2 separate regions of the Homo sapiens genome follow, and region 2 is linked to region 1. Evidence: chromatin loops called from intact Hi-C (ENCODE). Cell type or tissue: heart right ventricle. All regions are shown on one strand. Links, peaks and the distances in the headings refer to the core of each region. The heading gives the core; the rest is flanking DNA. Region 1 has its middle 630 kb from the start of EPHA4. Region 2 has its middle 500 kb from the start of EPHA4.

What was found. Hi-C counts contacts between places; a loop is a spot of excess contacts. Peaks named below come from ENCODE experiments on the same cell type or tissue, not always from the same donor. Only the 100,000 strongest peaks of a DNase experiment are listed, where the experiment ranks them.
Region 2: a loop joins it to region 1, with 4 times the contacts of the local background. A loop is called at or near these places in 2 of 110 quality-filtered maps.

The regions. Positions count from the first base shown.
Region 1 is chr2:220,931,518-220,946,990 of GRCh38, forward strand. No RefSeq gene overlaps it. Among named protein-coding and RNA genes, the nearest start is that of EPHA4, 630 kb to the right of the region's middle. In heart right ventricle, for the core only: no CTCF peak of the experiment used is centred there; no DNase peak of the experiment used is centred there; H3K4me3 peaks cover 2,036 bases; H3K27ac peaks cover 1,701 bases.
Region 2 is chr2:221,066,204-221,081,676 of GRCh38, forward strand. No RefSeq gene overlaps it. Among named protein-coding and RNA genes, the nearest start is that of EPHA4, 500 kb to the right of the region's middle. In heart right ventricle, for the core only: no CTCF peak of the experiment used is centred there; no DNase peak of the experiment used is centred there.

The sequences.
Region 1 (15,473 bases), core at 2,774-10,773:
AAGTGGCATTGACATCTAGAGAAAGGAAAATCAAAACCAGAAGGCAAAAGTAGGGATGGGGTGGTTGGGTAATACTGGCAAGAAGAGATGCCACCCCATATGTGACCCTGAATTTGAGGCTAAAAGACAAGCCCAGTGGTTTCTCTCTAATTCCTATCCACATCCTACTAACTGAGGCCAAAGCTAGCAAGACACTTCCTGGTGGTTAGTGCTTTGGAAAGAGAATGGTTTCTTGCTACACCAGTGGTGACTGCTGCTGTTGCAATGACAGAATCTCATCTGAAAATGGCTTAAGAAAAGAAAAGTAATATATTATCTCATCAAATTAAAATCTCAAGGGAATGGCTGGTCTTGGGGATTTGGAATTCACACATTTTCATCATGAATCAGTTTCTTGCTATCATCGTTCTCTGCCTTGCACTGTGTTGTCTTCATCATCAAGCCCCACATAGTGACTCCCAATAACTCCAGGCTCACATTCAATACATGCCTTAGAGCCAAGCAAATTTGGGCTCCAGTCCTGTACCTGTGTGCTTCTGTGGGCCCAAATATTACGAACACAAGAAGCTCAACTTTACTAAAGACACCAGGGTACTTCGTCACTTATAGTTCTGAGCTGAGCTCTGGCACAATGCAACCTATGACCTAAACATCTCTTGTGACTAAGCCTCTTCAGGCCCCAGGGAAATGCTTCCCTCTATTACCCCAAGACAATGATCAGTTGCTTCCAAAGGCTGTTAGGTATGTAGGTTGTTAGGCTGCTGACCCAAGATGTGGGCACTGCTTTGTAGTCAAGGGCTATTTGAGCAGCAGATGCACTTAGGTAGGAGGGAAGACAAATTCATCAACTTGTCAAATCTTTTCAGAAAGCAGGAGTAGAGGACTTCTCCCAAAATGAGATATCCTTCTCAGCTGGTGCGGCCTGCTCATTTTATTGATTCTGTTTTGTATTTGCATCCATAATTCTGGAAGAACACATGACTTAACACAATTCTTAGAACAGTTGGATACAGTGGCTGAGAAATATTTTGCAATATTAAACAATTCAGTTATTCTTAAATTTGTACATATTTAGGTTCAGATAGAACATAAATGAAGTAGGATACAAATTCTTTACAAGGATCACTGGATGGACACTGAGTGCTAGTATAGTAATAGCTTTATTTCTATGAAAGGTTTGATAAGTTTTAAATAGTTTTCAAAAAATAAGATAAAAGTTAACTTTATTTAAGTACTTTTATTTAAAACTGTACAAAAGTTAATTACAATTTATATATTTTGAATATTTTAGAAAAAATGTGAAAATCACAAAAAATTAACTTTGTTAAATTTCAATTTTAATTTACACTTTTTATTAAGATACACGCAGATATGATATACTTTGGTTATAGTTACGTATTATCCTCAACCTTTTTAGATCATTAAGAATAACGAGTAATATTTTCTTAATTTCTAGTCATATAAAAATGGCAGAATTAAGCCTATTTTAAAAATTTTACCATTATGAAGGTATGGCTGTGTCAAGATAGAAAACTAGTACATGTTTTACTTAATCATTTATTACGTTGAGGTGCAACTTTAAAATATGTCTAATGTATATGTCTCCATTTGCATCTCTAGCCCAGGCTCTGCAGACATTTAGGGAGGGTCTGAGCAAACCATTTCAACACCAAGCCCAGCAGAAGAAGTGGCCCTAGAAAGCAGTGAAAGAAATTTTGCTCAAACATAAAGTTCTGGAATTGAGTTTCATTTGTACCATTTGCCTGATGTAGTCAAATTTCTATTATTTTTTACCTATCAAAGACCTGGTTAATATTGCAGTGCAGCAATAAGTGAGTGGACCAATAGTTTTAGAGACCTTTAAGTTTCATAGACTAAGAAAAATGTGAAAATTTCTGACACATGATTTTAGAAAAAAATTAATTTGGCTGAAAGGTGAAAATACAGACCTTAAACTATGCTTCCAGACACCACCTGTAGAGATTTAATTTCAGTTGAAGAAGTTTTGTTTTGTTATGCAAAGGTGAAAATAAAGACTAGGAACCAAAAAACCTAGAAATGATTCCCACATCCTTATGGTTTCACTCGCAAATTTCTCCATAGGTCACTCTCTGCCCGGAAGACTGCTGGCTCCTGTGTAGACACAGGACCAATAACTAGATGTTTCTCTTACTGCACACATAATCAAATTATCTCTAAGCATAAAAATCAATGTTAATAATTTAGAAATACAACCCAGCAAGACATCTGATCTCAAATAGTACACAATAAAAACAGTTCCAAAGGACCCCAAATCAAATTGAAACTTACTAATAATTATGAAACCATACTACATTTTTGAAAGTTTTATATATAATTTTTTCAAAGTCCTCTGACATTTATCATCTTATTCAATGACAATTTGGACAATGTAGTAAACTACACTGATTTGTTTTCCTTTTCAATTAAAGGATAATGTTGCCCTAAGAAAGGTGGTGGGGAATTTCCTTACTTTACAGTTTAGTAGTTTTTTGCTTTGTGAATGTTTGTAAATGTTTTGATCCACGTGGATGTAGTCCAAATAGATGCTTGGGAGGGGTTCAAGTGGTTTCAGCAACAATGTTATACTATTTTCTCATATATAAATAACCAGCCATACCCTTTTTCAATTAAGGGACAAGTATTGGTACCCAAACTGACAAGCTAAACTACTTGCTTAGTAGTCTCCTACAATTTTATAGTGAAGATGAATCATTTCCACTTCCATAATATGGAATTGACCAGAAACCAGTCAAAATTAAAACAAAATTGATCATTTTCATTCATAACATTAAAATTGTTATTTTTGGTCTATTTTGGTTATGTCTAGTGTCCCTGAAGACTAACTAAATGAAAAGTGCAAAGGACAACTTGGAAAGGACAACTTACTGGAGGTTGTTAGTATTAGACAAATACTAACAAGAGGGCTTGGCATCACCTGACTAATATCAGTCATTAAGGGTGATAGACAACCCAGTTGAGCTCTTTGGCCTTTCAAATCTTCCAAGGGGCATATTTACTCCCAATGACTAGAGGTGGGTGTAACTCTTTAACCTACCTGGGTTATATGAATCACTTCTCTTTACAATTGAAATCAGCTTTTACATTTATAAAAGCTTGTTTCTTGGAAGGGCAAAGATGATCGGATTCATTCATGTATTTACTCATTCTCCCAGGAAACCCTTCTTGAGCAGCATCCTGTTCAACTAAGACCACCATTCCTCAGGTAAGTCACATGCACTAAAGCTAGGTCAACAGGGAGCTGTTCTTTTTTTTTTTTTTGAAATGGAGTTTCACTCTTGTTGCCCAGGCTGGAGTGCAATGGTGCAATCTCGGCTCACCTCAACCTCTGCCTCCTGGGTTCAAGCGATTCCCCTGCCTCAGGCTCCCAAGTAGCTGGGATTACAGGCATGCACCACCACACCCGGCTAATTTTGTATTTTTAGTAGAGAAGGGGTTTCTCCATGCTGGTCAGGCTGGTCTCGAACTCCTGACCTCAGGTGATCCGCCTGTCTCAGCCTCCCAAATTGGGGAACTGTTCTATAGGCACCTTACTCACTCATATCCAAACCCTGGCCTTCAAAAGAAAGAAAGGACTTGGGCTGAAACCATGTGCATAATATTCCATTGAAGTTGAAATTTACTTGGGGTTTCTGTCCACACAACCTTCAGAGAGGATCTTTCCAATTCACCTTTTATCTCTTCTTTATCATCTCCAAAAGAGGATTCTGCGGTTGCTTCCAAATCTCACACTAAGAAGGTTATTGTCAACCAAGCCTGCCATTAACATGATTTGTAAGTGAAAGGAGAAATTACAAAAAAAAAAATTGGCCTTTGGCTTAAAGTATTTTTTACTATTTGTAATAATAACATTAGCTGGGTATTTAATATGTTAAAAACTCAATTAAGATATACTTCTTAGTCAATTTATTTTTTGTATTAATTTTCTTGGCCTGTTATACTTCCTACTGGCCAAGGAAACAAAGTTCCTCCTCTAGCCCTTAATTTCTTAACAAAATTGCCATCAAAGCAAGTACCAGAATGATTGCCTTTGCATACACTATCACTTTGCTGGAGCCAGGTGGGAAAATTTGTCTTTGGACTCTGTAATGGAAAATACTAAACTGGCTCATTGTTAAATGACAAAAGCATTTATTTAAAAAATATAGGGATACTACAAGCATAAGCCTCAAAATCGGTGTTTATAAAGTAGAGGATCTCACACCAAAATACTCCATTTCTCAGATCTGTCTCAGCTCCTTTCTTTATAGGCACTGCCAGCCTCCCACTCTTGTCTTGAGGAGCACAGAGTTTTGCATAGCTGTGGACTTAAGGCCAGTCACAATAGAGACTGGTAGACACTGGCCGAGCAGCTGCCTGAGAGGTGGGACAGCGTCCAGTAGGTTGCTCTCAAGGCTGGGCTCTGTTGCTCTGCCATTGTGGCACAGGGTCACCTTGAAGCACTTCCAATATACTTCTAGTGTGTGTGGAGATGACCCTCTTCAATCAAGAAAATTTGGGAGTGAAACTCCCCTGTTAATTCAACTAATCTCATAATTTACATTATGAGTCAATTCTTACGAATATGACTGTGCTGAGTCAAAGTTCACAGTTGCTGTCTAGCTACGATTCCAAAAAAGCCTCTAGCACTTTGTCTCGTTCACGATAGCTGTTCAAAACATAACTGCTGCCATCACTTTTCTTGTTAGAGGAGGGAACACACCGTGGAACGTCTTACCAAGTTCCAGGCAACTTGGGGGTACTGACTCACAAACACTGAAGGGAATGAGTAAAAAGGTAATCTATTTTTGGCTTAAATAAACTCCTATTTGCATGGTTGTTCTAGGCTTCTCTTTAAGGGCCCCATCTTTCTTCATTCCAGACAATCCCCTTTATCCTTCACCTCTACCTCCATCCCATAACACACACACACACACACACACACACACACCCCACCACCACCACCACCACCTCCACTATGGCCACCATAAACAACAAAATAATCTATTTGTCTAAACTCTATCAGCCTGTGTCTCAATTATCATCCTTCACTGTCCTTGGGTGAGAACATATTCTGACATCTCTCAATCCCCCAGAACAGCCTTAGAAGCATCTTGTTCCCTAAGCATTTCCCAGGGTTGCAGGACACCACCCTTGCACACTTGTAGGTAATCCCACAGACCCCAAGAATGTCAGAATGACACAAAGCAGTTCAGATCAATGCTCTCCATTCTCAACCAGATTTTCACAGTTTTGTACAAAACAAAAGACCCTTTCTTTAATGTCAGTTGAGGCATAGTGAGGACTTGTTTTCTCAGGGTTGTGGACCCCTGACCTATTTAGGCAAGAGGTAAGTAAACAGAAGATGAAAGAAAAGTTTACAGAACCTCTACAGACCCGAGGGATGTCCCCAAAGCAAGAAGTTCCTTTGCGGAGACTAAAATCTGCCCCTGCTGCCTGTGCAAAAGGAGGTTTGGGGGAAGGGGAGGGAGAAGGGAAGTTGCTCACCTTGTACTCAAAGCTGGAGCCAGATGTTCGCTTTGACTTTGCTCTGATGCTTTGGGTTCACTTATGCGCCCAATTCATCCCAGCTTCCATCAGTTGCAGATCAATTTCTAAATTGTTCTGGGAAAGCCACATAATGAAAACTTGTCAGTGAAGAAAAATGACTAGTGTCAGTTCTAGCCCTGACTCGTGACCAGTTACTAGTAGGAGTTTAATGTTCCTAGGGTTTCCCTTAGTGGAATATCATATATACCACCTTTCTAATGCACACAGTAGTGTGAATTAGCTTTTTGAAACTGCAGGAGAGCCTATAATTTAAGGACTCAGGGCCATAACCACAGCAAAGGAAAGGATTAGGGTTAAAAATAGAATGGTCCAAAAATACCACTGGAAGCATTTGTACCTAGTATCAAGATTTTGCCAAAAGAAAGAGCAGCCAGTATACTCTCAACACCTCCTTAGAGAACATTAAATTCAGAAACACAGCTTTAGATTTGTCGATAGGATACATAAAACCCAACATTCTGTGGCTATAATTAAATCACTTTAAAATCCCAATCTAAAACACAATAACACATTTTTCAAATCATTTTGTCATATGAAGAGGATGGGAACACTTTAAAAGTGGATATTTGGAAATTTTGTGTTTGAGCTAGTTGGTGAGTTCTGCCAGGAGATAGGTAAATTGCTTACAGGTGCAATTCCATTGTATTCAAATGAAGGTATTTCTAACTCCACCTAAACAAGCAACTGGAAAATGTTGGAGGAGTTATTGTGAATTGAGTGTGGGAAGTGCTTCATGGATCTCCTCTCATTACTAAAACACATTATGAAAAGCAAGTCAGTTGTTTGCATGTCCTGATGGCAGAGTCAGAGGACAGGGCTGGGAGATCCAAGGTACCTTCTTGCATAAAAAGAAGGTATAGATTTAGGGTCTTTACTAAGAAAGAATAAACACAAACAGTCTACAAATTTGATGGTAAGTGTAGGATAATAAACATAAGATTATCGCAGTAATTGTAGGCAAGATTCTGGTTTCCTAATTTTCTTTGACCTGGTTATTCCTACTGATTACATCACACTAAAATGCACTGAAACTCCATATTTAGGGAGTTAACCCTGTCTGTTAATTGCAGTAGCCTCCTAACTGGTTTGCAGTTTTCCCTCTTGTTCCCTTAGCATTACCACACAGAAATAAATCAGACCACACCTTTCTACTGCTCTCATTACGATCCAGCCTCTTACCTTGTGTTTTCAATGCCTGATCTTTCAATCCCTGTCTCCTTCTTCAAGATTGTCTCCCATTCTCTTCCTCCTCACTCCCTCATTTTTAGGCATCCTAGCCTTTGTCATATTCCTAAGAGACATAGAACTAGTTTGCACTTGCTTTTTCCTCTGCCTGAAATGCTCTTCTCTGAGTATTTTCACACAGCTTTCTTATTTCATCCAAGTCTTGGTCAATTGTAACTTTCTCAGGCAGGCTTTATTTGGCTTTCCAAAGAAAGAGCCATTCTGCCACCTCTCCTATCTCTCTGAACACTTTATCTGTCTTTTTTTTCCTTTACATCACTTATCACTACTGGACATTAAATAATAGATGTATGTTATTCAATATTATCTTTATCTCCATTAGAATGCCAAATTCTGAAAGGGAGGAATCTTCTCTTATTTTTATTCACCACTGTATTCTCACTACCTAGAAAAGTAAGAATCCGTAAATGTTTGTTGAAATGGAGAAACATCCATAAAGAGTGAGAAAATAATTCTGAAATAGGTACACACTAAAATGTTCATAAAAATAATCGCATCAACTCGTGCCTCCCAAATTTGCCAGATCATAAAAACCATTTCAGTAGCTTAAAACAAAACAAAACAAAACAAAAACAAGATGAACACTTAGGACCCATCTCAGACTTAGTAATTTCGGGACTTCAGAGGAAGGCCTCTCTGTCTTAGTTTGCTCAGGTTGCCATAACAAAATTCCACAGGCTGAAGCCTTAAACAATAGAAATTAATTTTTTCACAGTTCTGGAGGCCGGAATTCCAAGATCAAGGTGCTTATAGATTCTGTTTCTGGTGAGGCCTCTCTTCCTGTCTTGCAAGCAACCACCTTCTAGCTCTGTCTATGTTCAAGTGGCCTCTTTGTACATGTGCACAGAGAGAGAAATATGGCATCTGCTACTCTTCTTATAGGGACACCAGTCCCATAGGATTAGGGTCTCACCCTTATTCCCTCATTTAACCTTAATTACCTCCCTAAACGCCCAATCTTCAAATATATATTACAGGTTAAAACTTCAACATATCATTTTAGGGGGACATAATTCAGTCCATAATGCTCTTAAAAGCTATATATTTATAACAAGATCCAAAGTTCCTAGGCAATTTTTATGGCCAATAAAGTTTGTGAAGCAGTACTTAAGAATGAAAACAACACCCCCAGCCATATGGAAAACAGTCCTGTGGTTCTTTGTGTTTAAATCAGTCTTACAATATGGGGAAACATCCTTAGAAAAGGATTTTAACATTAAGCTAAGGTTTCCAGTGTATTGAAAGAAGAACTATACAGCTATGAAGGATAGTAACCAAATTCTAACCACCCACCCACCCCCTTTTTTTTTTTTTTTTTTTTACTTTAAAAGTTTCCGGAGAAAGTCAAAGTTGTTCCTCAGTTTTAATGAGATTTACCTAAATGGTCTGTTGATTGAAGAGTCTAAGCAGGGTGCTAGTGATGGGGGCAGGAGGCAGATAAATTCTAGGCAGGCAGGGGCGGGTCCCTGGCGAAACCCCATCCTCAAGCTGAAAAACCTGAGACCACGCCCCAAAGTGAGAACTTATATACCAGTTTTCCCGCTCAAATGCTGCCTTTTCCTAAACCACCCATGGCCCCTCCCTCAGATCACAAGGTCAGGAGATGGAGACCATCCTGGCCAACGTGGTGAAACCCCGTCTCTACTAAAATACAAAAAATTAAGCCTGGTGGTGCGGGCCTGCAGTCCCAGCTACTCGGGCAGCTGAAGCAGGGGAATCGCTTGAACCCGGGAGGCGGAGGTTGCAGTGAGCTGAGATCGCGCCACTGCACTCCAGCCTGGCGACAGAGCGAGACTCAGTCAAAACAAACAAACAAAAAACAAAACAAAACAAACAAAAAAACTCCAGAATCCAGCAGAACCAGAGCAACAGAGAGGAGAAGCATCTGGATGTTGGGGTCTGTAGCTGGATGTCAGAGAGAAGTGTCTTGACTTCAGAGGGACAGCTTGACAGCATAACTTTGGAGAAGAATCCAGCGGGAGATGGCTGGACTTCAGGGGAACATTACCTTCCCACCCCATCCCTTTTTCGGCTCCCTTTCACACTGAGAACCACTTTCATCAGCAAAAAAATCCCCCGCATTTACCATCCTTCAATTCATTCATGCAACGTCATTTTTTCTGGATGCTGGACAAGAACTCAGGAGCCGCGGTGTCGATACAAAGCTGTCCCACTGGCCCTTTGCCCTTTCTGGCGGAGGGCAGCCACCTCATGTGAAAAGGCAGAGGGTCCATTGAGCTGTTAACACCTAAGCTGTCCGTGAATGGCCAAGCTAAAAGAGCATTGTAACACTCCCTCTGGGGCTTCAGGGGTCGCAGGCATCCCCGTGGACACTGCCTTGGGGCTTGCAAGGATTTTGCCCCTGCCAGTGCCCCAAAGTGCTCACCCGGCTTCTGCACCTACTCACCTGCGTGCTCCCTTCCGTGAGGGGTGGAATGTAGCGGGTCCCAGTGATTGGAGTTTGCCCCTGCCAGCACCGAAGCAGCCAGCTTGTTCCAACACTTGGGCACTCCAGTTCCCGCCTTGTTCGCTTCTATGCTACCTCCTGCAAGGCGTTGAGAGCTGCAGGGCTGAGTAAACAAGGAACCCCTGTCACAAGTCTCATGAAGGGGTCAGGAAAATATCCTGCTTCACTAGAGTGACAAGGGTGGGGCAGGTAGACAGCTATTGTTCTAAAGCTCAGCGTTTGCTGGGGGAGGTCTATGTATTAAGGCGGCAGGTCCAGTTTAGGCCAGCTTACCACTTCTATTGCAAGTTCAATTTAGAGCTTACCTCCTCTCAGGCCTGGACTTGGAGAGGGAAGGGGTTGTGTTTTGCCCTTCTACTGCTTCCCACCACCCCTGTTTTTTTAAGCTCCTCAGGGTTAAGTAGGAAGGTGAAGATTAAAAGGACAAAACTATTTTTCATTAGGTGGATCTTGTGGTCTTCCTGTGGCTATCAATGCGCCTCTGTGTGACAGTAGCCTAGCTACTGTCTTGAGGGAACCTAAGTGAACTATGTAAGGCAGTAAGCGGAACATGGGGGGATCTTCCTACTTCCCAGTTCTCTGCTGGAGAGATGTTCTATGTTTTGACCTCTTTTGAAATCCCCTTAGCTTCCTCTCCTGTAGATACACTGTTATCGCTTGTTATTATGATTCCTTTGACTGTATTTCGCAGTATCTTAATGACTGATGGAAGATACAGGTAAAACAGGCCAAGTAGTGAGAGTCTAGAAGGTTTCATGGTGGAATTTTCTCTCTTTCTACTTCCTTTTCCACCTGCTCAAATAGACAAAAAGGAGACAAGCTGGCTTCCCAAGCTGGACTACAACCAGGAATTGAGATGTCAGCTTCTTCCAGCTACAGATATTCCTCATCCCATCTTCCTGGGAGCTTCCTCTTGCTCCCATCTGAGGAAAATCCTGACCTTTCCTCCTAGGCCAAGCCCTCATTAAACTGTTTTGAAATTCCCTCTCTCCCCTGTATCTTCTGATTATGTAAGTGTTGGAAGGAAAGAGGATGTAGCAGAGCTGGCTGATCACATCGTCAGAGGCCCAGGATAGGCTTAGGAGGCACTGGCAGTGTTATTTTTAACCTTACACCAGCAGTCCCAAGCTTTTTGGCACCAGAGACTGGTTTCATGGAAGACAATTTTTCTACAGATGGTGGGTGAGGGTAGAGGATGGTTTCAGGATGAAACTGTTCCACTTCAGATCATCAGGCATTAGATTCTCATAAGGAGTGTGCAACCTAGATCCCTCGCACATGCAGTTGACAGTAGGGCTCGTACTCCTGTGAGAATCTAATGCCACCACTGATCTGCCAGGAGGTAGAGCTCAGGGAGTAATGCTCACCTCCTGCTGTGCTGCCTGGTTCCTTACAGGTCACAGATAGGTACCAGTCCACTGGCCAGGGGTTGGGGATCCCTGCCTTACAGCTTGAGCTGCAATTCTGAAACAATGGGAAAAGTCCGATTCACATCCACTGTCAAAAAGTTTCAGGAGGCTTACATGTTTGATACATAGTTGCAAGTTTCTGCCAATGCAGACTCTATATGATATGTCCTGTGTCACTGAGGGGCTTCTGGAGGCTTCTGATGGACCACTTAGTAGCAGGTTTGATTTTTTTCCTTTACACAGTAAATAAACCCTTGGATAGACTAAATTTTAAAATTCATCGTTATCTTCTCACAGTGTTTGAAGATTTTTTTCCTAATTCCTTTCCCATCAAATTTTGATACCACAGATAAACTTTCTATATTTTATGTAATAACTAATATTTTCATGCTTCCCCTCCCAATAACTGGTTTTCACTTCCTTGGGGGCAGTATTGCCCCTATTGAGAATTCATGGGGTAAATTAATAGCATTGAAACAGCAGATTTCAGAGTACTCTTAAATATAATATTGTTGTATAAAGCTCAATTACCATAACTCTTATCCGAGGTAGTTGTTAAAATTTTTTAAAGAAACACTTCAGGTCTGCTCTGAAGCATCCTCTTGGATTGCACAGCAAAGTTCTTAGTTTGGGAAAACTATGATCACCAAAATGGGTTCCTGAACCCAGTACCCCATTACCTGGGCAAGCTGTTTCATAGTTGTTCCTCTTCAACTTCCATTTCGGCCAAAAAAAAAAAAAAAATCCAAGAATTATAAGCCCTTTCCTTCAGCAGATGTCCTCTTTATAGACACTGGACTTCACTCAAATTTAACCTTTGAGGACAATGCCAACTCTATGTTTCTTTTGATATGTAAGTGCTACACTTTGTCAAAGCCTAATTCTCTACTTGAGTCTGTTATGTCAGAGAGGGACATAATGTGTGATTTTCTGCTTTCACCTTAACTGTAAAGGTGAACTTCAAATTTTCAATTAGAAGTAATAGTCTATAAACTTCCACATAAAAATGTACAATTTTCTTTCCCAATACATAGTCTTATTCTTTCTCATTAGAGAGCTATATTAAACAATGGGGCTTTGCTTGTACATGGTAACGAAAGTGCCATGCCTGAAAAAAAAAAAAAGCCATAAAATGGGAGCCCAAAACAAAGGCTTGAGAAATTTATATAAAGATTTGGGGTTTTGGCTGGGTGCAGTGGCTCACGCTTGTAATCCCAGCACTTTGGGAGGCAGAGACAGGCGGATCATGAGGTCAGGAGTTCAAGACCAGCCTGGCCAAGATGGTGAAAACCTCTCTCTACTAAAAATATGAAAAATTAGCCGGACGTGGTGGGTGGCGGGTGCCTGTAATCCCAGCTGTTCAGGAGGCGGAGGCAGAGAATTGCTTGAACGGAGGAGATGGAGATTGCAGTTAGCCGAGTTCATGCCATTGCACTCCAGCCTGGGTGACAGAGCGAGACTCCGTCTCAAAAAAAAAGATTTTGGGTTTTATTGTAATTCCCCTGAAATAATGCTATACACAGTACCTTTCAAATTTCTTCCATGACAATAGAGAGGAAAATTGGGGAATAATAAACTATTCCTTTATTCATGTACTCTCCTTACCTCTCACCTGCCACCAACCAATGTCATCAGCTAAGCATTCAATTGTAAGAATAATTACAAAATTAGGAGTTAGAATTTGGACTTGTATAGAGTAGTTTTATCTTCTATAAAAAGAATTCCACTGGAATAAAATACAAAAAGCTGAATAAAACGTAATAATAGAAAATTAAGAATGAGAGAGAAAATGCCAAGAAGTAATCTTGTTTTTATAATATACTGCATTCAGCTACAAGTAACAGAGAGCTTCAACAGCTTAAAAAAAAGAAGAATCCCAGAGATAAGGCATGGTTTGGTGACTGGCTCAATCCTGGTGTCCTGGATCCAGGTTCCTTCTACCTCTCTGGTTTGCCATTCAGCCACAGAAGCTACTTTCCTCATGGTGATAAGATAGATGCAGTAGCTCCTGGCACCCCATCCAGGTCTGAGAAGGACAAAGTCAGATTGTTCCTTGTGTTTCTTTTTATTAGTCAGGAAAAGCTTTCCTGGAAGGTTCCTAGCAGACTTCCTTTTATGTCTTCCTGGCTAGAAGTGTGTAGGGCCACCATGAGTGGGTTAGAAAAATTCCCGAGGGCCTGCAAGTGGTAACAACTTCCTAATAAAACCAAATAGTTTAAGCAGAGGAAGATGGAAACCAAGATAACTTTAGAGCACAGCCAGCCAGAAAGAGGGATGGAGTGTGGGGCTGGGGGTTAGCAGTTGGAGCAGTCACCAGATCACCAGAATCTGTTCCATATTTCTAATTCTATGTAACAGAAATAGGTTTCATTTCTCTCTTGAAAGATTTTAAGCTACAAAGTGTTCTGGAGCAATTTTACCTGTTTCATTGAGCAGTATGAAGATACAACCCCAATTTGCATACTACTGAAGTTCAATGTCCATTGTCAGTACCTTGGTGAATGTAAAGGAAAGTTTTAATTTAGACTTTCTGGCTAAATTCTGCAGTTTTGGTGTAGACTCAAGCAACCCTCCTTGAACTCTCCAGCAATTTTTCCTACTGATCTCTTTCCCAGTCCATTCTCCTCAATCTTTTTGTAATTCTCCGTTCTCTTGGTTTTCATAACCATTCACTGCCTTCCCACTATTTTTTTGTTCCTTTGGTTTCACTTCGCTGATCTGTGATCATCTTCTGCCTAAGACCAAGCCCATTGGTCAGGTTGCTCTGTCTCTGTTTCTATTCCTTTGGAAATTTCATGTGCTTTCAGGGCATAAATGGCCTCTTCTCTGAAGCATAGATCAGAAATTGCTAGTCCAGTTTTTATATTCCTTTAGAGAAATTCTCTCAAATTCAACTTGGCTAAAAGTTATCACCACATCTTTTTCCCCAAACTGACTGGTGACCCTGAACTTAATAGTATCATCATTCTGGTGTACTCAGACTCAAAACTTTGTATTGTGATTGACTCATTTTTACATTAGCTTCTGTATGATCAAGTAAGACCTACTGATTTATTCATTTATTTATTTTCTGCTGAGCCGTCTCTTACACTGGCTTCTTAAAAGATATAATGCATATAAAATACTTAAAGTAAGAAATTAATACGTTTGCTGTTATTATAATAGTACAGAATAGTACATTGAGTTACTGAAAAATCCTCCTGTTTCTACTCTATTTAATTTCTTTCTGAATTCATGGTTCACATCTCCTTATAACAATACTAGTACCATGTTATTCCCTTACTTAAGATTTTTTGATTATTTAGTACCTACCTGGCACTATCATTTCATCTCAGTATCTCAACAATGCTATTCATGATCTTTTATTCTAAGATTATCCTATTGATTCCTCAGTAAACCTCTCCTTTCACAGAGTCACTCAATTTTTTGTTTCTTCTTTCCATCTTGCCTCCCTGACCCCCCATTCAGGGGTTAGTGTAAACTGGGAATGTTTAATCTACCTTCCTCTGTGTGTTGGTGTGAAAACCAAGCACCATATTGTTGCCCAAGGTCAATTGATAACTGCTGGAGAGACAGAGCCTTGATTCAAACTCAAATGCTGTCTTCTCATTCAAAGCCCTTTTTAATTCACCACATCTATTGCAGCATGGTATTGCTGCTGGCATATTAAATTCATGCTCAACTCACCCTGCTGTTCATTTTTCACATCAATCCAGCCTTCCTGGTGTCCTGAAACTTTTGACACAAAACAGAAGATTTTTAATGGAGACTCAATATTTTTTAATTGTTTACAGCTGAGTGTTCTGAGTCGGTCAAGATCACATCCTCCATGATGTTCTAGGTACTGGGCAGGACTTAGTAACTACCTGCTGACCTAATGCCCACCAGAGCACAGGTTTAGGTGCTCACATTAGTAAGCCATGGAGGACATAATTTTGTCTCACTTATACTTAAAGCAAACCAGTGAATCCAGCCATATATATATATATATATATATATTTTTTTTTTTTTTTTTGAGACAGAATCTCGTTCTGTCACCCAGGCTGGAGTGCAGTGGTGCAGTCTAGACTCACTGCAAGCCCCCCCTCCTGGGTTCACGCCATTCTCCTGCCTCAGCCTCCTGAGTAGCTGGGACTACAGGTGCCCACCACCATGCCTGGCTAATTTTTTGTATTTTTAGTAGAGACGGGGTTTCACTGTGTTAGCTAGGATGGTCTGGATCTCCTGACCTCATGATCTGCCCGCCTCAGCCTCCCAAAGTGCTGGGATTACAGGCGTGAACCACCGCACCCGGCCCAGCCTCATATAATTTAAAGCAACTTTTCTGACCATGGAGTCAGAACTATGTGTAATGTGGCACATAGTCATATATGTAGCCCGAAAGACACTTTTACAGTGACTCAATATATAAACTTGGAGTGGGTGCAGATAATAAATGGCCAAAGGCTTAATCTGCAATCAGGAATGTGCTTATCAACAGCTTCATGTTCTTAGTGGATGCTTCTCTAGCTTTGGCCTCTAGTTTTCCTTAAAGGGTGCAAAGACAAATAATTAGGTCTTTGTTATTGGAATCTAGTTTTGTGGTTTTTTTTTTTTTTTTTTTTTTTAATGAGACAGAGTCATGCTCTGTCATGCAGGCTGGAGTGCAGTGGCTTAATCACAGCTCCCTGCAGTCTCAAATTCCTGGGCTCAAGTGATCTTCTTCAGCCTTTTGAGTAGCTGGGACTACAGGCATGTGCCACCATGCCCAGCTAATTTTTTAA
Region 2 (15,473 bases), core at 2,767-10,766, 130 kb after region 1:
AAGAGTCAAGGGGGCCTCCATTCCAAACCCATGCCTGTCCCTCTACACAATCTAAAAATGCAAGAAAGTAACCAGCACAAAGCACCACTTTAATAGCATTTGGCTCAGTATCAAGCTCTTCTTTGCTGATGGCTGCACTCATTGATTTGTTGTCTTACATTCATGCATTTCTAACCTGTGGCTATGTCACTAACAGACTGTATAGTAACCATACAATGATCTTGGTATCAATACAATTTGTTTGATCATTTCTTTATTCATTCAATCACCATCTACAAATTGCCCAGTCACTGGGAATATAATGATGATTGTATATAAACTGTGTACTAGTAATGTTCAAAGTCTAGTACACTGGTTCTCAAATTTTAAATGCACACAAATTGCTGGAGAACTTGATAAACCATAAATTTCTGGAGACCTTCCCTAAGGATTTTGATTAAGCAGGGAGGGTAGGAGCCAAGAAAAAATATATTTTTATCGGGCTTTTCAGGTGACTCTCCTACAGGTAATATGAAATTATCATTTTGAGAAATTCTGAACTAGTGTATGTTCTCCCTTCTCCCTTACTGAAATCCACCAGCTTTCCTGGTTTCCAATCCTTTCCAAGGCTTACCTTCCATGCTATCTGCATTTATTCTGCCCAGGATCTTGCCAGCTCTGCCACTTGACTTGTGTGTACATCCCTTAAGCTGCCACAGATTGAGCCTGAGCATTACCATAAAAAGACACAAAGAGTAAATACCACGTGGGTTTGGTTATGCACGGAAATGAAATGGATTACAGAACTTTTTTGAGATATATGCAACTAAACTTGCGACTCATCCCAGCAAACAGTGAAGTAGAGACTGGGTAGCAATCTGATGATTTGATCAGTGTCAGCAGTTTACCTATGTAAAATAAATCCTAATGTGTTACAGACACATTTTAGACTTGAACAGGCCTTTACAAAAATACAAGCACGTCTAATTGCTATCATTTGCTGTAGTCACTTTGCATATAAAGACACAACTAGTGTTTGATTAGGGGCCACTGCTCCATGATGATATATATCATATAGATAACAGAGAGATAATATAAACTCTATTATCTAAAAAAGCTATTATACCTAGAGGTTTCATGAAACAAAAAGAAATTTTAAAAAGATATTTAATTAGCAAAGCTAGGCAAAGATGAGCTAATCAGGTTAAGCAGATTGATGCCAGGTTTTGAATTAAATAATGAAACTATTTAGTCCACATATCCACAAGTCTGTATTGAGCACTTTTGCAGAGGATTCATGTGTGCATGTATCTAAATAAACTATCACGTGGATAGGAAAGCACAGCTGGAAAATAAATCAGAAAAAATTCTGGTATTTGGGTATTGTGTTTGATTCATTCCTTTCCACAATTGTAAAACGCACATGAGAGTAAAATTTATGATCTCCATGCAATAGAAAAGCATAATCTTAAGTTAGGGAAATGATGGGACCAACTGCTGGTTTCTAAAATGTGGTGAGAATGTGTATTTAAAGAGGACCCTATCAGGCCTTTATTCTATAAAATAGCTAGACAAATAAATCTGAGGCATCTGAGGGTAATGGCATCTCGAGAGATAATGGATATTCAGTCTGGGAGATGGGAAGGAGATAGAACCTTGGCTGGGGTATGCTAAAAAAAAAAAAAAAAATAGACTAGCTGTTAAACTGCTGGATAGACTAGTCCCTATAAATTTTCAAAAGAGTGCCCTGGGTTTTATCCAGAAGGCTATCGTGAATGAGATACACACTGCTAAAACTCTCCACAGTCCTTCAGAAATTTTAGGACAGGTTCATGCGACACACACCTCATCCCTGGGGCCAATCACCCACAGTTCTTGGCAAAACACAATCTTCAATAATCTTAGAGACAACCCATGAAAAAGATGAAAAAATATTCAATTTTAATTCAATAATGAGGTAGATTCCTAATCTTGTCTACTATCAAATATTTTCCAAATGTTGTAAGAAAAATTAGTTGTAACCCCTATTAGCATTTTTGTTTGTTTGTAGTTGTTTTGGGAAGCCAAGAACTGAACCCATATGTGATGGTGAACTTAATCAAGAAATGTATGTGTTCTGACTGCTCCACCAACTGGTCATTTCCTAATCTCTCTCCCTTTCATCAGGCCTCCCTATTTTCTGAGAAACAACAATATTAAAATTAGGTTAATCAGTCATCCTACAATATCCTGTAAAAGTTCAAGTGAAAGGAAGAGTTGCATGCCTCTCAGTTTAAATTAAAAGCTAGAAATGGTTAAGCTTAGTGAGGAAGACATGTGAAAAGCTAGGCCTCTTGCACCAAGTAGCCAAGTTGTGAATGCAAAGGAAAAGTTAGTTAAGGAAATTAAAATTGCTCCTATTTGAGCATACACAGGATAAGAAAGCAAAATAGCCTTATTGCTGATATGAAGAATGTTTTAGTGGTCTGGATAAAAGATCAAACCAGCCATAACCCTCCGTTAAGCAAAAGCCTAGTTCAGAGCAAGGCCCTAATTCTCTGCCATTCTATGAAGGCTGAGAGTGGTGAGGAAGCTGAAGAAGAAAACTTGGAAACTAACAGAGGTTGAGTTTGTGAGGTCTCTGTGACATAGGAGTTATAGAAATAAGCTGTCTCCGTACCATAAAAGTGCAAGGTGAAGCAGCAAGTGCTGATGTAGAAGCTCTAAAAAGTTATCTAGAAAATCTAGCTAAGATCATTCACAAATGTGGCTACACTAAACAATAGCTTTTCAAAGTAGACACAACACCCTTATATTGGAAAGAGATATCATCCAGGACTTTCATAGCTTGAGAAGACAAGTCAATGACTGTCGTCAAAGCTTCAAAGAACAGGCTGATTTTATGTTAGGGGTTAATGCATTTGATGGCTTTAAGTTGAAGCCAATGCTCATTTACCACTTCAAAAATTTCAGGGCTATTAAGAATTGTGCTAAATATACTCTACCTGTGTTTTATAAATTCAACAACAAAGCCTGGATGCACATTTGTTTACAGCATGGTGTACTAAATATTTTAAGCCCACAGTTGTGACCTACTGATCAGAAAAAAATGTTTCTTTTAAAATATTACTACTCATTGACAATCCACCTGGTTACCCAAGAGCTCTGACAGCAATGTACAAGGAGATTAATGTTGTTTTCATGCCTGCTAATATAATATTTATTCTACAGCCCATGGATCAAGGAATAATGTTAACTTTCAAGTCAATACTAAGACATACACTTCATAAGGCTAAAACTGCCACAGATGCTGATTCCTGTGATGGATTTGGTCCAAGTAAATTGAAAACCTTCTGGAAAGGGTCCACCATTCTAGATGCCAATATGGACATTCATGATACATGGGAGGAGGTCAAAATATCAACATTAATAGGAGCTTGGAAGAAGTTGATTCCAGCCCTCATGGATCACTTTGAGGGGTTCAAGATTTCAGTGGAGGAAGTCACTGGCAATGTGGTAGAAATAGCAAGAGAACTAGAATTAGACGTGGAGCCTGAAGATGCAACTGAATTGCTGCAATCTTATGATGAAACTTTAATCAATGAGAATTCACTTTTCATGGATAAGCAAAATGGTTTTTTGAGATGGAAACTACTTCAGGTGAAGATTCTGTGAACATTGTTGAAATGACAAGAAAGGATTTAGAATATTATATAAACTTAATTGATAAAGCAGTGGCAGGGTTTGAGAGGATTAACTCTAGTTTTGAAAAATGTTCTACTGTAGATAAAATGCTAACAATTAGCATCGCAATCTACAGAAAAATCTTTGGTGAAAGAAAAAGTCAATAGATGCAGCAAACTTTATGTTGTCTTATTTTAAGAAAATTCTATAGTCATGCTAACCTTCAGTAAACACCATCTTGATTGGTCAGCAATCATCAACATTGAGACAAGACCCTCTACCAGCCAAAAGATTATGACTTGCTGAAGGGCCGTGTAATGATAGAATGTTTTAGCAATGAAATATTTTTAAAGTAAGGTATATACATTTTTAGACACAATGCTATTGCACACTTATTAGACTCCAGTATAGTGTAAACATAACTTTTATGTGCATTGGGAAACTGGAAACATTATGTGACTCACTTTGTTGCAATATTTGCTTTATTGCTGTGACCTGGAACCCAACCTGCAATATCTCCAAGTTATGCCTGCATTTCTTAATCTCTTGATTATGGAATGGCCTTGTGACTTGCTTTGTCTCAAAAGAATATGGTTGAAATGACAGTGTGATGACCTTATGCCTTATGATATCCTGCAGCCTTCCCTTCTTCCTCTTGGATTCCTGACTGCTGTTAGATTAAGTCGTAGTCAGTTCTTAAGAAATGAGAAACAAAATCAAGGCAATCTCAACTGCCCCAGCCAATGTCTTCCTAGACAGGCCTACAGGAAGGTGACCTGCAGAGATGTGAGAGAGCCCAGTCAAGATCAGCAGAGACTCTAGCTGACTTGTAGCCCATCACAAACACATAAGCAATCGTAGTGTCTTAGTACATTTTCATGCTGTTATGAAGAAATACCTGAGACTGGGTAATTTATAAAGGAAAGAGGTTTAATTGACTCACAGTTCTGCATGTTTGGAAAGGCCTCAGGAAACATAAAAGCATAGCAGAAGGGGAATCAAACATGTCCTTCTTCACATTGCAAAAGGAAGGAGAAGTGCATAGTGTAGGGCAGAAACCAGCAGAGCTCATGAGAACTCACTCACTTGAATGGCATGGGGGAACCACCCCAATGATCTAATCACCTCCCATGAGTTCCTTCCCCCCTCCCCCAACAGGTGGGGATTACAAGTTAGACCATAATTCACGATGAGATTTGTGTGGGGGAACAGAGCCAGACAACATCACTCTGCCCCTGGTCGCTCCCAAATCTCATCTTTCTCACATTTGAGAGCACAATTATGCCTTCCCAACATTCCACAAAGTCTTAACTCATTTCATCATTAACCCAGAAGTCCAAATCCATAGCCTCATCTGAGATGAGGCAAGGCCCTTCCACCTATCACCCTGTAAAATCAAAAGTAAGTTAGTTACTTCCAAGATATAATGGGAGTACAGGCATTGGACAAATGCACCCATTTCAAATGAGAGAAATTGGCCCAAAAAAAGGGGCTACAGGTCCCATTCAAGTCTGAAATCCAATAGGGCAGTCATTAAACCTTAAAGATACAAAAGATCTCCTTTGACTCCATGTCTCACATCCAGGTCATGCTGATGCAAGGGGTGGGCTCTCTTGGCCTTGGGCAGCTCTACCCCTGTGGCTTTGCAGGGGATAGCCTCCCTCCCAGCTTCCTTCACAAGCTGGTGTTGAGTGTCTACGGCTTTTCCGGGTGCATAACACAAGCACCTGGTGGATCTACCATTCTGGGACCTGGAGGATAGTGGCCACCTTCTTAAAGCTCCACTAGGCAGTGTACCAGTGGAGACTCTGTGTGGGACCTCCAACCCTACACTTCCCTTCCACACTGCCCTAGCAGAGGTCTGGCATGAGGGCTCTGCCCCGCAGCAGACTTCTGCCTGGACATCGAAGCATTTCCATACATCCTCTGAAATCTAGGTGGAGGTTTCCAAACCTCAATCGTTGTCCTCTGCACACCTGCAGGACTACATGGAAGCTGCCAAGACTTGCATGCTCTGAAGCAATGGCCTGAGCTGTACCTTGGCCTCTTTTAGCCATGACTGGAGTGGCTGGGACAGAGGGCACCAAGTCCCAAAGGTGCACACAGCAGAGGGGCCCTGGACCTGGCCCAGGAAACCATTTTTCCCTCCTAGGCCTCTGGGCCTATGATGAGAGGGGCTGTCACAAAGATATCTGACATGCCCTGGAGATGTTTTTTCCCATTGTCTTAGCTATTAACATTTGGCTCCTTGTTACTTATGCACATTTTTGCAGCAATTTCTCCCCAGAAAATGGATTTTTCTTTTCTACTGCATCATAAAAAGACAAATTTTCCAAACTTTTAGGCTCCGTCACCTCTTGAATGCTTTGCTGCTTAGTAATTTCTTCTGCCAGATACCCTAAATAATCTATTTCAAGTTCAAAATTCTACAGATCTCCAGGGTAGGGACAAAAAGCTGCCAGTCTCTTTGCTAACACATAGCCAGAGTTACCTTTATTCCAGTTCCCAACAAATTTCTAATCTACATCTGAGACCACCTCAGCCTGGACTACATTGTCCATATCACTAACAACATTTTGGTCAAAGCCATTCAACAAGTCTCTAGGAAGTTCCAAACTTTCCCACATCTTTCTGTCTTCTACTGAGTCCTCCAAACTGTTCCAACCTCTGCCTGTTACCTAGTTCCAAAGTTGCTTCCATATTTTCAGCTATCCCTATAGCAGCACCCAATTCTTTGTGGTACCAATTTACTGTATTAGTCTATTCTCATGCAGCTATGAAGAAATACCTGAGACTGGGTAATTTATAAAGGAAAGAGGTTTAATTGACTCACAGTTCCGCATGGTTGGAAAGGCCTCAGGAAACTTACAATCTGGTGGAAGGGGAATCAAACATGTCCTTTTTCACATGACAGCAGGAGAGAGCAGTGCAGAGCAAAGTGGGGAAAAGCCCCTTATAAAACCATCAGATCTCATGAGAACTTATTTACTATCATAAGAACAGCATAGGGGAACTGCCCCCATGATCTAATCACCTCCCACGAGTCCCCTCCCCTAACACATGAGTATTACAATTCAGATTACAATTCAAGATGAGATTTGGGTGGGAACACAGAGCCAGACCATATCACCTAGTCTACTCTAAAAGAATCACCCAGCTGACTCAAAAACTCATAAGCAGTGATAAACACTTGTGTTATGCCATAAAGTTTTAGGTATTTTGTTAGGCAACAGCTCATTGATATTGTTGCTTATATTAAAAAATCAGGAAGTGAATGGAAGGAAACAAAGATATGATTTTCTCTTTTCAAGAGGAAAAAATTTCTATGCTGTGTTTTCAGACTACCTATTATATTTGATGAGGGCCAGTGCTTATGTTCTGTTAGCTTTGGATATGAGAAATAACCATGACAAAAATGACAATAGCATTGAGAAATGACAAGCTAAGAATTCCAAAGAAACGTGGGTGGAGCTTATACAGATGGGAGAAACTTTTGCATGCCTAGTGATATTTTGTAAAAGGATTTTCAAATCTGTACTATACATTCGGGCTATGCATCTTATTATGCTATACATTTCATTAGGCTATAGGCTTCATTAGGCACTTGAATCAAGAATCTCATTACATACTCCAGACACACATCTCATTATGCCATGCATCTCATTAAGCTCCCAGCCAGGAACAGATGTAAAATAGACAAATTTCAGCGAGGCTTTGATTCCAGCCCACATGGCATTCTCATCAACAACCAAGCAAGGGTGGACCAACAATTGGGTGATTTTTGAATGACACTTGACAAAGAGGAACCAGCTCAATCAGGCACTATTAAATAACAGGAGAAAAAAATAACTTGGTGTTACATTCCACTTTGCTGTCCACTCTGGGAATGTGTTTCTACTGTCAATCAGGAATCATCTATCAGTAAAAAGCCGGAGATGGGGTAGAAGAGGGCATGTGTCTGTAACACTGCAATCATCTGTCATGAGGCAGGCACTCAACAAAGGGTAACATCAATGTCACCTTGGTTTTGGCTTCAACACAATTGTATCTGTTCTGTGTCCCTAGCTGTAATTCATTGTTTGGCATCTTCAAGGATAGGTTCCCTGATGACGTTCCTGGTTAAGTAGTACTTTGGTCACAAATGATAAAAACCCAACTGACTAATTTAAGACTAGCATGTACTGAGGAGCCCAGAGGTGTGGCAGATTTCAAACCTGACTTTATGCAAAGGCTGAAACATCCGTAAGATACATGTCTCCTTATCTTTCAGTTCTCCTTTGCTTTGTGTTGGCTTGATTCTTACACATGTTTTCCCCATGAGATGGTTTCAGGAGGCTGCAAGCTTCCATCATCCTCACAGATATCAGTTCCAGTGAAAGATAGTGTCTTCTAGGAAGAGATAATCAAATCCCAGGGGATGACTCTCACTGGTTAATTGTGGGTAAAATAATTGTTCAGCCACTAATTTCTTTGTGTCACAGGGATGGAGTAACCTGAGTTCCCAGCTTTGCGTTGTATGCCTTCCCTAAATGTAGTCATGGATTAGAACTGAAAGGAGGGCTGGACAAACAGAGAATGCTCAGTAGACAAAAAGAGGGCTGGACATACAGAGAATGTTCAGTAGACAAAAATACCACATCTACTATGCCCGCTCCATCCTGAGAATACTCAGGTCTCGTGCAATACATGTGCAGTCTGAGAACCCGGGGCTTCTTTCCTTGGTCACCAAGAAAATATTTGTCACTAATATTCAAATAAGTGATGTATTTTAAGCAATTAGGGGGCTATATAAGTGCCTTGGATGTTTCTGGGGCTCTTATGATGACACCAAATGTAAATATTGTCATTCTGTGGAAACTAGACTAGACAGTAAACCACCAACAGATAGTCTAATTTCCATGTGCCAGCAAGTATTTTATTTTGAACGGCTAAAATATTTCATCTTACCACTTCCTTATGCTTGAATATCTTTAGAAAGGGTTAAATTAGGGAACATAAAAAACACAAAAAAAAACAGAGGAAAGATAATTGATTTAATTTCACACTCAGGTTCAAATGTTAAGTTGAATGCCTTCTTGAGAGTAAGTTTGGGTAGGAAAAGTAAAGGAGAGTCCTCAAGAGTATCAGATATTTAATGGTAAAGGTAGAAGGGCAGGTAAGAAGACGTGGAATAAAATGGAAGAAGCATGGAGAAGGTCAGACAGAACTGAAGGAAAATTCCTCAACTTTATGGTTTGCCTAGGGCTGTCCCCAGGTAGCACTCTGCAACTCTGAATAAGTAAACATTTTCTCTAATCCGAAAGGATAGTAGTTTTGTTAGATAGGACTATAAAATGATGTCTAACCAGAACCAGTTATTAAATATTTTCACTGGACTTTTCTAGACAGTATTACTCTGAAAAGAGTGGGTATCAATGCAGTCTTGACCTTCTGGGTCCTTGTGAAGTTCTTTGCCTGTGAAAATATTACAGTTTAAACATTCCCTCCACATTCCTTTGACATGAAGTGCTGTATCCACTGATTGCCCAGAGTAGACAAAGTGGTTTCCTTTTCTAGCTTCGTGGGGTTTTTTTCTTTTCTTTAGAAGATCATTTGGCAGGAAGATGTTAAAGTGGAAGAGAGGTTGGAGTAACTGTTATGGGTCAAATTCTAACTTCATGTCGTCATGGGCTCCCTCTGGTACCAAGATTCACTGAAAACAAAGGCATGAACTACTTCTAATCTGCAGTCGATTTTTTTTACCCTAAGAACACCCTAGAATAGAGGAATTCAATACATTCATGGCCACAGAAGCAATAAACTTCCACATACTTAAAAAAACTCTCATCAAGTCTTATTTATTAATAAATAATAAGCACAAGGACTAATGAAGTACAAATGATAAAAATTTTAAAATGATCGTTCTTTTCCTTTTGTTTGGTATGATTTGTCCTTGAGCTTTTTTGGTTTTACTCTTTCAATTAAAATGCTTGGGTTCTCATCACACCATTCCTGAATGCAAATATCAGTTGGTTTAGTATTTAGCTTCCTAGCTCTTTCTTGGCTCTTGGAAACATACCCTTATTCTCTGGTCCATTCTTCACCTACAGATGATTAAGAAAGATAATTTTTATGTAGTTAAAAAAATAGGACACATGCTCCTTATAGACATTCTACTACAGATTCAGAACCAGAAGCAAGCTATTCTCCCATTTTGTCTTGTAAGTGCAATTTTGAAAACATAGACTGAGTTGTAATTACAGGATTAAGGGTAAAAGTCAACTTGTTTGTCTGAGAGATTTGTTCCCCCAATTGTCCTGAATACAAGGACATGAAATCCTGAAAGTCTATGCATGGCATATCACCTCCTTACTTTCAAGTTTCTGGACAATTGGGTAGATGGGCTTTGCAATGGATGTTCATGATTGTAACAAGACAGCCCACGATTCCATTTCCAAATAAGGCATAGGAGACAATTCTTTTGTTTTTCTCCTGCCATCTTCTTTATGCAGGAAAAAAGAGTAAAGGATAAAATTAACAATTATGCAGCCAGTAAATTTCAAGGCAATAGTGAGAAACAAAAGGGTCTTATCTGATTGTCCATCTCATGCCTTTCAGGAGAACCTATTAGCTTGGAACACAGTCACCTGATGGTATATGTGGCACACACACACACACACACACACACACACACACACACACACACACAAATATAATAGAGACTCTGGATTTGGAGTCCTAGACCTATGCAATATCTTCACTCTTCAAAACAGTCCCAGGATGGCACTTTCCTGTCTCCATTTTGTTGTGAATCCCTTGGATTTTATATTACATAAACTATAAATAATATTTAGACAATTAAAGCTAAAAGGATTTCTTCACTTGGTTAAGGTGGTAGCATATGTAGGCATTAAAAAAAAGGCATTCTGACCTTTAGGTGAACAGTAGAACTTAAAATGCTATTGCTAGAATGTGGCATGGGGAAAGCGTGATTTAAATGTAAATCTTTTATCTCTAAAGCCATAAAAGACTATGCCTTGGAGGTATGAGAAAATACAAGCTCTAACGTGGAGCGTATAAAAAAAATGAAAACATTTAGCACAGCACCAAATCTGCTTTTCTGAACTGCATTTTTGCTCACAAAATACGTAGAGTAGATGGAATTTTATTTATGTTTAAAATGAGCTGTTCTTTAACTGTTTAGTCTCTGGTTCCTTGGCCTGGTTCTCGAACTCAAGACATCAGTGCACCCTGTGAATGTGCCTTTCTCCTTCTCTTAACCTCCAAGCTCCTGAGGTGCCTTTCAGCCTGTCCCATGGATGTCCCCATGGGTGGACCTGCCCCCTGAAAGCTCTCCAGTCTGTCTCTCACCTCTGGGAGCTGCAGAGATAGCCAGGAAGGATGGTGTCAATGTTGAAGGTCATATCTCTATTTTCACATTCCTTGACTTGCCCTATACCTTTGAGAGAAAAGAAATAAAATCCTGCAATTATTTGGACCAAGCCTTAGGTAGGACTGGGCTTGTGACAGGTTTTGTATATGGGCCACAGATTGGACACAGTTGGAACTGAGACTCTTGCCCAGATTTCACTCGCTATTTTCCATATGGCTTTGTTGGTGCTGATCATACCTTTTCCAGGACCAAATGCGCCCTCCCCTTTAGGAGCATCCTGCCGGTTCCTCATGTTTTCACCACCTGCTGGCTTATCTATGTTTGGCACCAGTTTCCCAAGCTTTTCTCCTGCTACCATGTGTGGACCAGGCAGAAGTCTTTTCTCCCTGCTCCTACAAGAAACCAAGGTCTTATGCAGCTCTGAGTCTGGTATTTGCTTCCCTTGGGGTCAAGTCCTCTGGGAGCTCTTTGATTTAAAAATCCTGTCTTTTGCATTCCCTACATGGGCATGTAACACTTAATAAGTTTGTTTAGTGAATGAATGAATCAATGTATTTCCCATGCTTTTGAATTTTAGATGTATTTCTTTAACCCTTTACATAATCTGAAGTAGGCATGAACTTTCAAATCATTTCCTGCTTCCTCTGCCTGGAATCCTCTTCTATCCTACACCACCTTCTAATCACAGCCACATCACAGATTAGAAGTGGTTCCCTCTTGTAAACTCCTGCCACACCAGTGTGTTCCTTCTTAGCCCTAATTCAATTTATTAAATGATGATGTCTGCAATTTAACGTGTGTTGTTCTTTCACCTGTATGGTGAGGCCATGAGAACTAAAGATCATATCGTATTCTTCACTGTATTTACACCACGAAAACAATGCTTGATGTATAAAAGATATAATATTATTTTTATTAGATGAAAAATGAAGAATCAATAATTGATTTTCAAGGTACATATATGTTTGATTGTTTCCTAGTTTGCCTAATATATCTTTAGTTATTCCTTCAAAATCTTTTGAAATTTTTCCCCAAATCTCTGCCACTGGCTCTGACTGTCTTTCCCTGCTCTTTGTGCCTCAAGTTCTAACCCTTTATTTGGTTGCTATGCCCTGGCTTTCACACAAATAGATTCCAGGCAACCTCAATATATTCCCCACGTATATTCTTCTCCACTCATAAAATTTTCTCCTGAATTCTATCTTCTTCGTGAAAATGAAACATAGCCCAGAAGTTTTTTTTTCCTAAGTATATACAATAACATAAATGCCAATTAGTTATCACTTTATGTTTAAGACTATTAACCCTTTGAGGTAGCCACTGCTATCCATTGGGCAGTTAAGGAAACTCATATGCAGCAGAGCCACCACTGATTCACTCTGCACTGTACCAACAAGTGCACTGTACCAAGGATGCTTAAGTCCAGTCATGGATGACCAGCCAAGGATGCTTAGGTCAGATGGCTACCACTTTCAGCAATTTGTACCAACAGCTGTAAAAATGTCTATGTCTAATTACCCAATAATCCTCCTTTCAGGAATCTAGCCTAAGAAGATCATCATAAACTGAAATAAAATTTCACATATGAAAAAATTCTCCACTGTGCTGGATTAGGTCCCAGGCAACACTATTCACAATAGTGAAAAACATGGAATCAACCTAAATGCTTATAAGTGGCAGACTGTATAAAGGAAATGTGGTACATATATACCATGGAGTACTATGCAGCCATTTAAAAGAACAAGATCTTATTTTCTGGAGGAATAGATGCAGCTGGAGGCCATTATCCTTAGCAAACTTACTCAGGAATGGGAAATTAAGTACTGCATGTTTTCACTTATAAGTGGGAGCTGGATGATGAGAACCAATGGGCACAAAGTGGGGGAACAACAGACACTGGTGCCCATCAAAGAGTGGAGGATGGGAGGTGGGAGAGGATGAGAAAAAAATAACTAATGGGTACTAGGCTTAGTACCTGGGTGACACAACACCCATGACACAAGTTTACCTATATGACAAACCTGCATATGTACCCCTGAACTTAAAATAAAAGTTAAAGATAAAATAAAATTTTAAAATAACAGAAAAAAGAATTCGGAAATAAACTAGAGATTAAATAAAGATATTATAGCAATATTACATTTCCAAATGTTGAAAACTGTGCTGGTGTTATGTAAGAGAAAAGTCTTGCTTTTAGGACATATGCATTTAAGTGTTAAGGAGTAAAGGGACAATTTAGTCTCAACTAGTTTAGGAAAAAAAAATCGTGTGTGTGTGTGTGTGCGCGCGCGCGTATGCATAAGAGAGAAAGAAAAGGAGAGAAAAAGAGGATAATCAAGCAAATGAGTAAAAATATAAATGATTTGTAAATTTGAGTAAAAGTTATATGGGAGTTTCCTGTAATAAACTCACATCTTCTGAAAGCTTGAAACTATATCAAAATTAAAAAGTAACAAAACATACTCTTTTTTGTTATTTATAAAAGTAGGAATAAAATGAAAACCACTCACATGTTAAAAATAGAAAAAAGGCTAATTAAATTATGATATATCTACATGATGGAAAATAAAGAAGCCATTAAAATTATTTACAAAAATAATTATTAAGGAAATGGAAGGATGCTTAATTTACAGCATAAAAAGAGTTGAATAAAAATGGCAAATATGCAATGTTAGTGATCCAAAAACAATAGAAATTGTTGATGGGATTATGGGTGAGTTTTATTTATTGTTAGTTTGTTTTTATTACTGTTCCTTATTTTTGCATATTTAAAATCCTAAGAATGTATTAACTATATAAAATTTTCAATATTTAGTCTTTTTTCCCGATTATTTGTTAAATAATAAAAAATAATTGTGGGCTGGGCACGGTGGCTCATACCTGTAATCTCAGTACTTTGGGAGGCTGAGGCAGGTGAATCACCAGAGGTCAGGAGTTTGAGACCAGCCTCACCAACGTGGTGAAACCCTGTCTCTACTAAAAACACAAAAATTATCTGGGCATGGTGGCATGAGCCTGTAGTCCCAGCTACTAGGGAGGCTGAGGCAGGAGAATCCCTTGAATGTGGGAGGCGGAGGTTGCAGTGAGCCAAGATCGTGTCACTGCACTCCAGCCTGGTGACAGAGTGAGACTCTGTCTGAAATAATAATAATAGTAATAATAATAATAATGATAATTGTGCACCTTGTCCCATGAAATATTTCTCTAGAAGGGTGAGATCAGGTCCCGATGATGTAATACAATCCTATGTCAGGATGTGTCAATCAGCTTTTCAGATACGTTTCCACGCCCATGCTTTCCACTCTCATTGTAAACTTCCAGTGTGGGAAAGCACCATTTTGCTATCATGTTCTAATAGCTCAGAGTTGAATGCAGGAAGCTGCTTCTTGATAATGGAGGTGTTTTCCTTTCTGAGCCCTTGGCAGCATATTGAACATGGAGGCTTGGAGGCCAGGAAAACCTGAGTTTGGAAACTGACTCTTAACTAACCCTATGACCTTGAGGAAATTTCTAAAACTCTCCAACCTTCAGTTTTCTCACTCCTAATTTTGGAATGTTAGTACTTACCTTGTAGTGTAGCTGTAAAAATTAAATGGCAACAAGCATGTCTGAGTGGTGCCCAGAGCCCCTCTAACATGTCAGCCATGGGTGTCACTATTGACATCATCTTGATTTTGTACATCCTGAGATGCCAACAGGGAATGCACTTGTAATTCCCTCTAACTGATGAGGAAGAAATTAAAGCCTCAAGAGCTGCATACACATCCTATGTTTTGATTCTTAGTTTTTGGTCGTTAAAGACAGCACAAAGGAGGGCAAATACGAATTATCATATTGATAACCTTGAGGTTTCAACAAGTCATATGCATTCTTGAAATTCAAAACCACTCACCTAACTCTAAAGGAAGAGTGCTTCTATGCCTTTCTGATAAGTCAGGCCATAAAAAAAAAATCCACAAAACCAACAAAGGTCTCTCTTTATTTCCAATAATGCCGCTCATAGAGGTGTTACTTACTAACAATCTCCTCCTTTCATACTTTCAAGTTTTCATGGCACACAATTGCTTTCTCCAGAAGATTACACTTGAGTCTACCAAGTTTCCTGGCCAAAGCAGCACATCCCTCCTGCTGAATAAACTGAGATGTGGCAGACAGGGGCCACAGGGAAGTGAGCAGAGGCTGAAGACCCCTTTCTCAACACCCCACCCGGCCAGCAGCATCATGCTGCTTCTCCTCCAAGGTCACCTGGTTGAGACTGAAAGAATCTGGAAAAGGTAAGAATTTAAAGACCAAAAATGTAAAAATTGCAAGACCTTTGACTTATTTCCATTTCTCTCTGCAACAGAATACAATCAATTTGTAATGTTTCTTAAAGAAGAAATAGTGTAACCATTTGGCTTGCAGAAAAGTGCAAGAAATATTTAGGTTCCTAAGGAAGACGAGGTCCCTTCTTAGTTCT